3 separate regions of the Homo sapiens genome follow, and all the other regions are linked to region 3. Evidence: chromatin contacts called from ENCODE Hi-C or POLR2A ChIA-PET data. All regions are on one chromosome and are shown on one strand. The core of a region is the stretch at or near the end of the contact, and the rest is flanking DNA. Distances in the headings are between cores, read along the strand shown. Region 1 overlaps TM9SF2 (transmembrane 9 superfamily member 2). Region 2 overlaps CLYBL (citramalyl-CoA lyase). Region 3 overlaps PCCA (propionyl-CoA carboxylase subunit alpha).

Region 1 (4,906 bases), core at 2,084-4,583, 850 kb before region 3:
ATTTGTACTACTTAAACTAATTAAAATGTTACTGATTATGCTTGTCAAATAAAGAAGCTATTAATGAGCTGATTTTTAGGATAGTTTGTCGGTGTACCAAGCAACATAATCACTCTTGTAACTGAGTCTTAGTTTAAATGAGAATATAGAGGAAGTTGAAGACTTGAGCCTGATTTAGTGTTAAGCATAAGAGATACATATAAGACAAAAGTAGAAAACAGGCCTAGAGGACGGGATGGAAATGCCAGAGATATATTCAGAAACCATTTGGGAAATCAACACCGTACTTTAAAGGATTTAAGTGTGAACTTTAAATGGAGAGCTTCCAATTGGTAGATTGTCTTAGAAAATTGAAGGGAGTGTTTTCATTAACGAAGTTTCTTAAAATGCAAATTCATTGTTATGAGAATCTTAGTATTCTACCTTTATTTTTTCACCATTTTTAAAATCAAGATTTAATTATGAACTTTAAATGAAGAGTTTCCGATTGGGAGATTGTCTTAGAAAATTGAAGGGAGTATTTTTATTAGCGAAGTTTCTTAAAATGCAAGTTTATCATTAAAATGCAAGAATCTTAGGCAGTGTTCCAACTCTATTTTTTAAAACTTTTGGCAATCCAATATAGTTGTGATGTTTAATATCCCCGTATAATGTTTCATTTTGCAAACCTGGTGCAGTAAATAGTATATATTTCTAGATATTAAGAGCTCAGTGTGCCTGGAATGACTGGTCTGGTTAGCTGCCCCCGGCATAAAGAAAAGAATAATTATTCCATTCCATTCCATTATTTTCTTAAAAAAAAAAAAAAAACCTACATATAGGTCTAAATGTTGACATCTAAACATCTAGTTATAATTTAAAGCAATACTTTTAGTAGGTATTACTAGGAATTCTTTTTTTTTTTTTTTTTTGGTTGCATAATCTTACTCTGATTTCCCCTAGACTTTAGTAAATCTGAAACTCTCCAAATCTCAGGACTAACCAAAGTTAGATAATTTAGAAATTGCAGTTGTTGACTCAATGGAAGGACAAGCTTTGAATGGGATTTTTTTTTGTTCTTAATGTGCTGTCAGCAGATGTTTACTTAAAGAGATTTTTTAATCTCCTCTAGGAAGATGATAAGATCAGATGGGCGTCTAGATGGGACTATATTCTGGAGTCTATGCCTCATACCCACATTCAGTGGTTTAGGTAAGAGTACAGAGTTAGCCTGCTTTTGCTTTCTACTTTTCTACCCTCTGTCCCTTTGAACATCTCATTTACTCTCAAATCCTCTCTACTTTATTCAAAAGTCTGGCCTTGGGTTCAAATCCTGGCTTTCAGCCACTGATTGTGAGTCACAGCAGGTCCCTTAATTTCTCAGCGTCTGTTTCTTTATCTAGAAATACCCACCTTATGGGATTGTTGTGAGGATTAAAGGACATCATGGGACAGAATATTTGAGGACATTGTCTGGCACATAAGAGTGTTCAGAAACAGAAGCCGCTGTTGTTGCTATGACTTTATTATTATCCCCTTCAAACATGATTCAAAACTTTTATCTAGAGTTGTTCATGTTGCCATAACTCTCCTTTTCCTATTGCTGTCTGATCTTTTTGACACTCACTAATTTACTGAGTAAAGTTGTTCTTCAGTAAATTTCTTGAGGGCACAAGCCAGTCCTTTGTTGTGGCAGTGATTTGGGCACAGTAGTTATTTCATAATATTGACCATGTACCAAAAAATTCTAGTTCTAAACAGACTATGAAACTGTATTATGATAAGTATATAATGTTATTTATCTACTGGAGGGAAACATGAAAGAACACAGTTCATTGAATTTGTTGGATTTCAGATAGCTTTCATTTTGATTTTGATCAAGACTGTTTTAATGTTACTCAATAAACAGTTTTTAAAAGAGTTTTACTGTTCCTAGGATTAAGCTACAGATTACTCATGATGTGCTTATTTCTACAGCATTATGAATTCCCTGGTCATTGTTCTCTTCTTATCTGGAATGGTAGCTATGATTATGTTACGGACACTGCACAAAGATATTGCTAGATATAATCAGATGGACTCTACGGTAAGTGGAAACATTTTAGTCTTTAGTCTGCCAAGGACACTGTTTATTGTTATTTTGCAAAAAGGTAAAATAATAGCTTTAGAATCTGCTTTTAAAACATTCTTCAAAAAACAAAAACAAAAACAAAAAAATTCTTCTCAAAAGTTATCTTGAATTCACATTTTCAAATAAGAAAGTGATACTTAAGAATTAATATTCTTGGCTGGGCGCGGTGGCTCACACCTGTAATCCCAGCACTTTGGGAGGCCGGGGTGGGCGGATCACCTGAGGTCAGGAGTTCAAGACCAGCCTGACCAACATGGTGAAACCCCATCTCTCCTAAAAACACAAAAATTAGCTGGGTGTGGTGGTGGGGACCTGTAGCCCCAGCTACCTCGGGAGGCTGAGGCAGGAGAATTGCTTGAACCCAGGAGGCGGAGGCTGCAGTGAGCCAAGATCGTGCCACTGCACTCCAGCCTGGCAACAGAGCAAGACTCTGTCTCAAAAAAAAAAAAAAAAAATAGAAATGGAGTCAGCACAGCCTTGGGAGCTGACCTGTTCACAGCCTCCTGTGTGGGAATGGACTGGTGCAGCGTGGGGTGTAGGTGCACAGTTACAACTCTGTAAGGTTTCTCCATCCCTGACACATACCTGTTTGTGAAACCACAAAGTTGAATGGAATAACTCCTAAGCAATTTTTATTTGTGTGGTTAATTTTTTAAAATTAATCTTAACAAATTTGTATCATTTCAACCTTTTGATATATTTAAAATAATTGCATGTTCCAGCCTCTTTAGTCTCAAACTTTTTAAGTTGCACAGTGTTACACATTTTCTACTCTTCATTTCATGGCAGCATAATAAAAGAATTTTCACAAGAATCACAGTAATTTGGAATGAATGCAAAAAACTCAGGTTTTTATTGTATTCTCTTCCCCCAGCTTCTTCAGCCTCCTGTCCCCCAACCTCTCTGACCTGTTCTGATTGGGGAAAATATATATGAATATTCATAAGCTTTTAACGTTTGTACTCTATAGTCTCTTTCCTATGATTTTTATTGATTTTATGTCTTATTAAATATTAAAATGATTTTAAAATACTCTGTTTATAATTGGCTGTTCCACATAATTGCTGTTAATGGAGTTTTATCTTAATTTGCACAGCGTTGCCATGTGGAACCAGGCCAGTGGTGACTCTGCTTCCACAACCCTGTCCTACTTCCCATCTCTTAGCACAGCAGTCAGAGTGAAACTGCTCAAACAGAAGTCAGATCATTTCACTCTTGAGCACGGCCCTCCAGGGACTTCTGTTCAGTCAGAGCAAGAGTCAGAGGCTTTACAGTGGCTTCTAAGGCCCCACGTTACCTCAGCACTCTGCTGCACCTGTGCCGGCTACCTTGCTGTTCCTCAGACCAGGCAGACATAGGTTTCCACCTCAGAGCCTTCACGAAGCTCACTGTTTTATCTGCTAAGAAGGTCTGCCCCTCATTTACATGGCTAGTTCCCTTACCTCCCTCCGATCTTTACAAAATGTGATCTTCCCATTGAACCCCTCCCAGCCATCACATATGTTACATCCTGTCCTGCACACACCCATACATCCTGTTTTTCTGTACAGCGCTTATTACCATCTAATGTACAGTATACTTTCCTGACTTATTTTGTTTATTGTCTGCCTTCCCAATGAGATCATGTACTCCTGAGAGTAGGAATTTTTCTGTTACACTCACTGTGGTATCTGGTGTTTTAAACAGAGCCGAGCTTATAGTTGGTGCTCAATGAATGTTTACATCCATGCTTACTGTATTAGCAAAGTAGCTAGAATATGAGAGCTAATGCCATTTGCTTATTGTGGAGATCATTAAGAGTAGGATGAAGAGGATAGAATGTGACTAAAAATCGTCATCAAGTCAGATCACAAAGCTTGACTTAGAGTAGAATTAGGTAGCAATCACATTGTCTTTGTAAAGTTTCTCAATAAGTATATTTGTAGACCTTAATGTCATAAATTTAAGAAACTGACATATAAGACAGTTCAGCAAAGCCATATTAAGCTCCATGAGTCAAGCTGTATTCTTCAAAATTGAAATAGGTACTAACATTTTTAAGTTTAAAAAAAACCTGTTTTCTGTAACAGCATATTCAACAGTGAACAAACTGTCTATAGTTGTCTTGTTGATACCATGAGACAATCGAACTGATTTCATTCCCCTTTTAGGAAGATGCCCAGGAAGAATTTGGCTGGAAACTTGTTCATGGTGATATATTCCGTCCTCCAAGAAAAGGGATGCTGCTATCAGTCTTTCTAGGATCCGGGACACAGATTTTAATTATGACCTTTGTGACTCTATGTAAGTGTTAACTGAAAATTTTCAAGTAGAAAATACTTTCTAAATACAGTAATTGCTTAAAAACCAGTTTTTCTGGCCGGGCATGGTGGCTCATGCCTGTAATCCTAGCACTTTGGGAGGCCAAGGCGGGTGGATGACAAGGTCAGGAGTTTGAGACCAGACTGGCCAATATAGTGAAACCCCGTCTTTCTACTAAAAATACAAAAACTGGGCATGGTGGCAGGTGCCTGTAATCCCAGCTACTTGTGGGGCTGAGGCAGTAGCTTGAACCTGGGAGGCGGAGGTTGTAGTGAACTGAGATTGCGCCACTGCACTCCAGCCTGGGTGACAGTGCAAGACTCCATCTCAAAAAAAAAAACAAAAAACACCACAGTTTTTCTAAGTGGGTAGGTAAGCCAGATTATTTCTGAGCATCCTTTAGGTTCTCAAAATCTAAGTGACTTGGGGCAGGTTTAGTTGCACCCAAAGACTGACTCTTGGTTTCTCCCTTCAGCTCTTCCTAGACCAAGCCTT
Region 2 (4,367 bases), core at 1,648-4,147, 740 kb before region 3:
TCTTTTTTTTTTTTTTAGACGGAGTCTTGCTGTGTCATCCAGGGTGGAGTGCAGTGGCGTGATCTCGGCTCACTGCAATCTCTGCTTCCTAGGTTCAAGTGATTCTCCTGCCTCAACCTCCCAAGTAGCTGGGATTACAGGCACCTGCCATCATGCCCGGCTAATTTTTGTATTTTTAGTAGAGACGGGGTTTTACCATGTTGGCCAGGCTGGTCTTGAACTCCTGACCTCAGATGATCTGTCTGCCTCGGCCTCCCAAAGTGCTGGGATTATAGGCGTGAGCCACTGCGCCTGGCCTGGTGTTGCATTTCGTTACTGGCAAGATGATGTATGCTCTTTCACGTGCCCACATGCAAAGGTGTGACTCATGGAATGAAGACAGCTCAGCAACCTCTAGTTGCTGGGACAGAAATGCAAGTCAGTGGGCTCTGGCCTTTCTCCCAGGCTGTGTTGCCACCTTGGTGGCTGGAGGGGCGCTACTAGGGGGTGTGCTTGGCAGAGCCTGGGGTGGCGTCCTCTTTCATCCCACTAAATAACACATTGGTGGCTTGATCTGCCATGAAGCTGACAATCAGAGCAAGTATTTGAAGCCTGGGAAGCTGTGTGGGCCTTGCTTGTGGGACCTGGTGTCAGCTGATGACGTGGCCCTGTCTGGGTGCCCGTGAGTCAGATGGCAGGGATGGCCTGACATCATGAACACTAGCTCCACCTACGTCACATTGGACTTGACTCTTTACAGAGCACCTAGGAAGAGATATTGATGAGTGAACCATTGCCCAGTCATCGAGTTAATTATTTCCCCCCAGAAAGGTTAACATACTGAGGACAGAGAGGGCATGTGTAGGCGGCAGGGCGCACTTTTCATTTAGTCTGGTTCGCAGGTGCGGTCAAGACGATTCCTTATTGTCTTGGAGCCAGCCCTTTTAAGCCTTCCTGCACAGCTCTGTGACAGTCTCGCGGGGAGACCTGTGAGGCCACTTTCCTTTTTTCCAGACCCACCCCCACCTTTGAGATTATCACTCTTCCTGCTTTGTTTTCTGAGGCTTTTTGGCTTTTTAGTTTATTTGTAATTAGAGCAGAAAAGGTACAGTAATCGGATAGAAGGGTTGGGAGTGATAGAATGAGCCAGGATGCGGTGGAGAAATGGGGTGGAGAACCCCCAGACCTTAGGGTGGCGTGTTTGTCAGGGAGTAGACCAGGGTGCAGTTCTAGGCAGACCACTAGATGGCACTCACACATTGGTGTTCAGTCGGGTCCACGGCACTTTCCACTTTGGGCTTCTGTAAAATCTCCCCATGAACTAGCCAAAGCTTTGTATCTGTCATCCCGCCATTTGTCCCTCTAACCTCTCTTGATCGTCTACAGATAGGTATATATATATGTTCCTCTCTAGTTCATTTTTCTCTTAACATTTAGTGACCTTAAAAACCTGGCAGAAATACCTTCAAAGCCTCCCACCTTGTTAGCTGCATTGCCGCATTTTTACTGTTCTCCTAAGCCAATGTTTACATGGCAGTAAATCCATGTTTAGAGTAGGTAATAGAGAAACCTGTTTCTCTCTCAGTCACTCTGAGGGTATGTTTGATAAAGAAATGGAAATTGAGAGGATGAGTTATTAAAAGGATTAATAGGTAACAAATTTTTTTAAAATTTCCATTCAAAATTATGGGTTGGTAAATTGTAAGATACTTAAAATTAATGAGTTGTTTTATCAAATCATTTTCTGTTGTTAGAGAATTTTCAGCAAGCTGAGATTCAAATGCAAAATGTCTTATTGCATACTGCTGGCTCTAGGAAGGAGGAGGGACAGACAGGAAATCATGGTTGATGTTATCTTTACCAAGGTGCATGTGGTGTGAAAGCAAAACCCCATCTTAAATTCATCATCCGTTCTGATGTTGCACAGAAATGAAAATTAATTTCTATATGTCAACTAAAATGGATTCTGCTCCTGCCTGGTTCAATTCTGTCTTAGCTGCGTGGACATCTTGGGGAGCTGCTCTGATGGTACATGCAGACGTGCTTCATCTGTGCACTTCTTAGCTGAGATAACAGTGCTCCGAGCCCCACTGTTAAGGTTAACCTGTATACTGCAGAAGGACAACAGATGGAAATTCTGGTTTGCAGCCACTGCAGAAAAATAAAAACATGTTCCAAAGGGAAAAGGATCTTGTATTTCTGCGTTTGAACCTTTGATCCGCATTCACATCTGAAGGGAGGGCTAAACCTTTTGGTGGAGACACATGGCTTTGCATCTGTGAAAACACAGCTGTATAGAGCAAAACAAAACTAGTGGAAAATACAATGGTTTTGCTGTGTCAGGCTCACCGCTAATGCTTGAATTCTATATAAATATTGTCTTTTGATAGTTCTTTCAAAAATCTTTCTTGACTTTCCATATAATTGTCCAATAATGTTATTCTTTTAAATTCAGATTTGGGGCTTTTTAGGATTAAGGCACAAATGTCTCTTTTCTTTTAAAAAGGCAGTAAAATAAACAGATTGTAGTTAGATCATAATAACATCTAAATTTTGACCTAATTAGAGGGGGAGATGGGGAAAAAAACTCTTTAAAAGAAGATTAAGGTAAAGTTCTAACTTTATCCTTGATTCTGAATTTTTTTTCTTTTTTGGAAATATTGCATACATTTTATACTGCAAGTTACAATGTGAAGGGCCTTTGAAGCACTCTAAAGAGACTTAGCTGCTTTGTTTTGAGCAATTAAGGTTTGTTATTGAGTGAATTAAGCAGCTCTGCTGTGGCTCATCTGTAAATAGTGGTCTTCAGCGAGTTTCTTGATCCGCTTTTCCCAGGAACAGAAGCCAAGTCGGCTTCCTTAGGAGCTGCTCGCCCTGAGTCTCCATGTTTCCTCGCAGTCCGGGGCAGAACCCAAGCCCGTGCCTTCCTCGCCCTGCCTTCGGAGTTTCCTGCTATTGACCTGGCGGGGCGCGCCAGCCCTCCCTGCCCGCTGGTGCCGCGGTCCCTCTCGGCTGCAGCAGTGGGGCACAGGGACGTCATGGACAAAAGACGAGGATGCCAGTTCGATGTGCGAGCAGAAGGCCGCCTGCGTGCGCTCTGCAGAGCAACCGGCCCGGTTTCATAAGGGGCCGCCGGCAGGGGACTGCCATGGCGCCCCCTCCTACCCTTTTTGGCACCAGCAGCTTCATCCGCAGGCCCACTCGGGGTGAATAGTGTGGGAGCTCTCAAGAGAAAGAATTTTAGGTTTGTCGATAGTAATCACCACCTTCAGCGCTCCTCCCACTGCTGGAGAGACCGCGGACTGGGTGACAAGTCTTCCAGGCTCCCAGAAAGTTTCTGCTGCAAAGCGCAGGGTCCGCCTCCCACTTCCAGGAGGGACCAGGAGGGAACCATCGCGAAACCCCGAGGCTGCCGGGGACTCTGACTGAGGCCTTTCCTCCTGTGTCCCTCTCCCCCACGCCGGCCTCCCCTCCTTTCAACTCTCTGCGCTTTGAAACCGCGGAGTTGGGGTAGCTAGGCCCTCCAGCCCGGCGACAGGCCTCGGCCACAGGCAGCGGGGCGGGGTGTGGACAGGAACAAGGAGGTGGGGTGGGGAGGAAGCCTCGGGCAGAGCAGGTTCTCTGCGGAGTTTCGGCAGCCGGGTTTATCCATTTTGATTAAAGAAAAGTAAAAAAAATCCCCCAAAACCAAACAACAAAAACCCTCTCCCAACCCCCAACCCGCCTCCACAGCTGCATTTTGTTCCTGGGACTGTTGGTGTCACCAGAGCCTCTTTTTTTATGCAATCCTAGACTCCATTGCAAAGGACTTGTAAAGCCTATTAATTTTTCAGGCAAAACAGATCAAGCCTGCCTTTGATGCTGCTGTTTCCTAATTTAGTATTCAAAGGTAAAGAATCCTACTACCGTCTCTTCACTTTTTACATAATTAAAAGAGATTTTTCCCCCAGGGGCAAAGAACTAGTTGCTTAGTATTTTTTGAAGTGAAAGGTCTAACTTTATATCACATCTGTTTTTATGCTCTTTCCTAAACATAACCAATATTTACTCTTTGCTGGTACTTAGTTGCATGCTATTCACCCTTGCATTTTAATTTCTGACAGAGAGGGGATTAGTATTCCTCTTCTAAATCATCCTCTAAGCTATGTGTGTGTGTGTGTATATATATATATGTATATATATGCGTGTGTGTGTGTATTTCTCCTCTAACAAACTGAGAGTGCAATTTAAAAAACTGTAGAATCAGTGATTGCCCTAACTTGTGCATGACTCTTGATTTCACACAGGAGCATTCAAAAGTTCCGTTAAGTGGGCTTTCACAGGTTTCCATCTGCTGTGTTTAATAGCAAATTGCGACCCTTCAAACCACTTCAAGGCCTTTTGTGTTC
Region 3 (4,672 bases), core at 111-2,610:
TGACTCACCCAGGGAAGTGACTCACCCAGGGAAGGTCAAGTGACTCACCCAAGGTTACTTGGTAAGTAAAGAGAGAAGCCAGAAGCCTGGGGCCTCCTGACGGCTCCTGCTTCTCTTTTTACTAAGGTCTTCTGCCATGGGAAGAAACTCTGAATGTTAGCAACCATCTGGATGGTGTTAGTTGTATGTCTCTCTATGTATGTTGAAAAGAAAATGTTGAAGAATTGAATTTCTCCTGCTTATGGGTTGTGTCACATTTAATAGCGTTCTTTAAGAAAAAAACACGATTGCTCAATATGATTATATGAGCTCACCATAACCAATGACAGGCAGAAAATCCTGGGAGGATAGACACTAACACCACATTATCCTGTTGGGATAATATCCCAAATTCTGAATATAACTTTCTTTTACCACTTTAAAGGCCAAAAAATGGCTGTTAAATGGAGTATTTTTGTCAAACCAAGTTTTTAAAGTTTTCAGCAGCTGCTTCTGCTGGCTTTTATTAACTACTGAAGAGTCTTTTTTTTTTTTTTTTTTTGAGATGGAGTCACGCTCTGTCACCCAGGCTGGATTGCAATGGCGTGATCTCAGCCCACTGCAACCTCTGCCTCCCGGGTTCAAGCGATTCTCCTGCCTCAGCCTCCCTAGTAGCTGGGTTTACAGGCGCCCGCCACCGTGCCTGGCTAATTTTTGTATTTTTAGAAGAGATGCGGTTTCACCATGTTGGTCAGGCTGGTCTTGAACTCTTGATCTCATGATCTGTACACCTCGGGCTCCCAAAGTGTTGGGATTACAGGCATGAGTTACCGGACCCTGCCTACTCAAGAGTCTTAATTGAACATCAAAATCCTGGTTTTGTTTATAAGGAAAAAAAGTTAATGGTGCAACTAGGACTAATTCTTTGATTAATTTTTTAACCACTTCTACTTAGCAAGTATATGAAACACATTAAAGACTGATGCATCTGTTTTGTTTTTGTTTTGAGATCAGGTAGAAGATCTACAAAACTAGTTGGAGGCTGGAAAGAAATTTCAGATAGTGATACATAGAAATGTTCTGCCTTAACTCTGAATTTTTAGTCATGAAATAGTGCAAACTCTTAACATTACTTTTGTGGAGCTTTGTAGTCCATAAAAATAACATTGTTGTAGAGCCTCTGTATGCGTCAGCTGTGACTGAGTGTTTTGATGTCTTAGCAAAAGGCAGAGGAGTGCTTTCCTTTGAAATGTGTGAGGCGGTTTGAGATGCAGCTTCTCAGATGGATTTAATTAGTCCTTCGTAGAACTGGATGTCCGTTTGTTGCAACTGAATTCTCATTTCATTCATCCATAACTAGAAACACCTCGCTTCAAACGGGTTTCTTCAAAGAAAGAGGGGTTTAGGGTTCTATGTTGTACTGCTTTTTGATGTTGGTTTCCCTTTAACTGAGAAGACCTTATGTTTATACAACTGTTATTATTAAGAAAACACAGCTTTCTTCAGCGAGGTTCCTTTTGCATCAGCGCTGGTTCTTGGTGGCAGTCAGAGGTCTGTGGAATGGATCTCTGTCAGACTATCACAGCAGCTGTGTGTTTGCAGATTTTGCTTATGAGAGGCATGAACTGAAAATAGGCGTAAACTTGAGTAATTCCCTAAACCCAAAATATAAGATAGAAACCAGTAACTGAATCTGGTAACAGGGTAGTTGTTTGTTTCAGAAGCTTATATTAACCACAAAAACAAAGTGAATCAACTAACAAGGGTTACCATGACCCAAATAGTAATTGCATTTTGATTCACTTTGCCTACAGTGCACAGGTCAGGTCTGCTTCTCAATAAATATGTTGAAAGAATGAAATATATCCTTCATAGTAAAATTATGTTTTTTAAAAAATATGTCCTACTACTAATATTTTTTAAATTATCCCTAAACCTTCACATTTCATTAGAATAGCTACTTCAATTTACTCTGAAAAAACTGCTTTCTTGTCTTTCCAGTTTGTGTGTCCAGGGTCTGACGTGCTCCATCATCAAGGCAGCTTTTATCTTCTGTGTCCGTGATTCTAATTACATTTCAGGGGGTTGTGATCTCTCCCAGAATCCCGTTCATGCATTGTGTTTAGGATGAAATGCTTGAGGGGGTTTGGGGCTGTACACTCATGGGCACAGGTTTGCATATCTAAAACTTTCTTTGCTCTAACATCCTGATTTGTATAAAAATCCTAAAAGCAAATTTCAGACTTCTAATTATTCTTTGCCTTTAAGGAAAGACAAAATTAATTTAGACTGTTCAAGCTTAAAATTATCCCAAAGCCACAGATCACACTGAAAACACATAGTAATATAGCCCACAAATTATTTTGGTGTCTTGTTTCCATATTCCATCCAAGAGTCTGTAGAATCTGTAGGCTTATATTTCTGTCTTGTTTCTTAGCCATAACTGATCTTTTCCATCTTATTCACCAGACTCAGCACTGCGTAACTGTGGCAATTTCTGAAACTCAGTGGCAAGGGATATACCACCATTGAAGAGATTAAAAATAATCAACAAAGGCTTTAAAAAGTTTAAAAAATGTATTTGGAGCAATAATAGCAATAGGTCAGAAAAAGTTTTCACGGAAAGGGCCAATATACAATTAGGTTTCCATCTCTGTATTCTTGATTGTGTGTTTTATGTCTTGTGACTATCTTGTGGAGTTCCTAATTTTAAAAGAATTATGGGTGTGGCTCAGGAATATTTTATTACATTTGTGTAAATTAAATAATTTTTTAAAATTATGGATGTGATTTAAATATTCTTTTAGTGGTTCTGCCTTTGGTACAGTGTTCCATGATTTTGTAATGTTTTTATTTGTTGAAAAAGCTCTAAAAATCTTGGTAGAAATATAGAATCTCAGAAGGCAGAACATTTGGTAATTATCTTTTATATCAATTTGCAAGACAACTTGTTAGGGAGCCCTATTTCTAGTAGTTGAAGTTAATAAGTAACAAATCACAGCAATCACGTTTTTTATCATGCAGAGTGGGCAGTCTTATAAAAAAGAAACGTCAGTCTTTTTGGATATAGGGACACAAGCAATCATAGTTTTCCTCTGTTATCTTTAGTTTGTAAAAATCAACCTATCTACCATCAGCATTTACCCACAAGGTTTAGTTTGGAGTTACCTAAGGGGATGGTAGAGAAACAATAATTTAACGTTATGCTGAAAACAATAGTCTCTGAAGATAGAGAAACCTCTGTCACTTACCAGTTGTGTAAAGTTGGAAAAGTTACTTAGCCTCCCTGAACCACTGCAGCAGTGGTGTTTACCTGAATGTTGGCATAGAGGAAAACCAAGGGTCACGAGGCAGGTGGACTTGAGTTTAAATACCAATCCTGAACCTGCTGGCTGTGGAATCCAGCAGAAGTTAGTTATCTTTTCTTAGCCTTAGTTTTCCTTATCTGTAGAATAGGGATAGTATTCTCCAGGGTTTTTGTAAAAATTAAATGAGATTTTATATAAAGGCTCTAGTACAGTGGCTGATGTAATAAGCACCCCAGAAATGATTTCTCTTCCCTCTAAAACACGGATATTTTGCTTTTTAAAAGAAGCTAAAGTAGCTTTTACTTTGCAAGCAGTTCTTTTCCATTGTATGAAAAATTCTTGGAAAGTTTTAAAAATAAGACAAAAGGGAGCCACAGTGGCCCAGGCCTGTGGTCCTGGCACATAAGCAGCCGAGGCTAGGCGTTCGAGGTTAGCCTGGGCAATATAGAAACCTCTTATCTATATAATAAAAATAAGACAAAAAATAAAATGTGCCAACATATATTAGCAAGGTTTGTCAGTACTGATTAATATTTTTACATTCTAATATTCTTTGTTAGAATTGTATTTATTTTATGAAGCCCCTTTTGAATCTACAGCAGACTACCTGGGAAGTAGTTATAGAGGTCATCATCGTGTCTTGGTGATTCACTTTGGGAAATTTTGTTGAGTGAGGCTGGTGAACCTAGAAAGCTGCTTCTTCTGCCTCCCCATTTCTGTCCCCAAGGCCCTGCTGTGGTTCAAAAGCCCATATAAACCTGCAGTTTCCCTTTCTTCCACGATAGGGCGCGCACCTACACTGTTAGGGTATGGGGCCGACTGGCTCCTGCCCTGTGGGAGGTTTGATCCTTGTCCATTTAGAGGCCCTTCCTTATTCATGGACACTCTACTGAGTGTCTGTTGCAAACTCCCTGGTATAAACCCCAGACGTCATGGATTTACCACACTAATTATTAGAGTGGCCATTATTTGCAATAAAATAGTGACCCTTGCCACTGTGTTTTCCTACCAAATAAACTTACTGACAAGTATCTGCATTGGCTGGGTCGAGGTGTCATCAAATCAGCCTAGGTTTGGATGTGCTGTTTTGCTAGCTGTAGACCCTTGAGCAATTATGTAACTTCTCTGAGTGTCAGATTTGTCATCTATAAAATGTGGTTAGTAACGTCTCCATTGTAGGATCGTTCCTAGGATTCTGTGAGTGTGATGTATATTAAAATACCTGATTGATATTAGGGCCTCAGTCATGTTCCTTTCTTTGCTTTAGACTCATTTCTCTGAAAAAGTAATACGATGTTTATAGTTGGGGAAAAAAACCCAAAGAGCGTTCATAATCTGGATATTACCACTATTGAAATTTCTATTTTGATTCAGTGTTTTTTTTG

The links. A loop is a pair of places that touch in the nucleus more often than their neighbours do. ChIA-PET counts read pairs that join two places held with the same protein, here RNA polymerase II (POLR2A). Pooled maps may share reads with other maps.
Region 1: a map with no recorded cell type shows a loop between it and region 3 (10-fold over the local background). The contact joins two enhancer-like sites. A Hi-C loop is called at or near these places in 2 of 37 single-sample maps with no recorded cell type and 7 of 50 pooled maps.
Region 2: a map of HCT116 shows a loop between it and region 3 (5-fold over the local background). The contact joins two enhancer-like sites. A Hi-C loop is called at or near these places in 1 of 168 maps with a recorded cell type or tissue (HCT116), 1 of 37 single-sample maps with no recorded cell type and 12 of 50 pooled maps. POLR2A ChIA-PET finds 5 or more read pairs at or near these places in 1 of 52 experiments (activated naive CD4-positive, alpha-beta T cell).

Annotation. Positions count from the first base shown.
Region 1 is chr13:99,539,603-99,544,508 of GRCh38, forward strand. It overlaps TM9SF2 (transmembrane 9 superfamily member 2), which reads left to right. Exons shown (of 17, transcript NM_004800.3): 8 at 1,112-1,191; 9 at 1,957-2,065; 10 at 4,261-4,393. Among named protein-coding and RNA genes, the nearest start is that of LINC01039, 35 kb to the right of the region's middle. RefSeq lists a silencer at 3,229-3,298 and an enhancer at 3,649-3,708. Within about 2 kb of position 3,334, at least 7 of the 41 ENCODE cell types and tissues checked have a DNase peak (open chromatin) inside an H3K27ac peak, as active enhancers do.
Region 2 is chr13:99,655,079-99,659,445 of GRCh38, forward strand. All of the region lies in intron 1 of CLYBL (citramalyl-CoA lyase), which reads left to right. Among named protein-coding and RNA genes, the nearest start is that of MIR4306, 14 kb to the left of the region's middle. RefSeq lists enhancers at 35-1,234, 3,135-3,224, 3,235-3,284, 4,165-4,367. Within about 2 kb of position 2,898, at least 29 of the 41 ENCODE cell types and tissues checked have a DNase peak (open chromatin) inside an H3K27ac peak, as active enhancers do; they include HCT116, where a contact is called at or near this core.
Region 3 is chr13:100,392,896-100,397,567 of GRCh38, forward strand. All of the region lies in intron 19 of PCCA (propionyl-CoA carboxylase subunit alpha), which reads left to right. LOC124903201 (a long non-coding RNA gene) reads left to right here. Exons shown (of 2, transcript XR_007063854.1): 2 at 1-3,547. Among named protein-coding and RNA genes, the nearest start is that of PCCA-AS1, 86 kb to the right of the region's middle. RefSeq lists enhancers at 1-611, 1-174. Within about 2 kb of position 1,361, at least 6 of the 41 ENCODE cell types and tissues checked have a DNase peak (open chromatin) inside an H3K27ac peak, as active enhancers do; they include HCT116, where a contact is called at or near this core.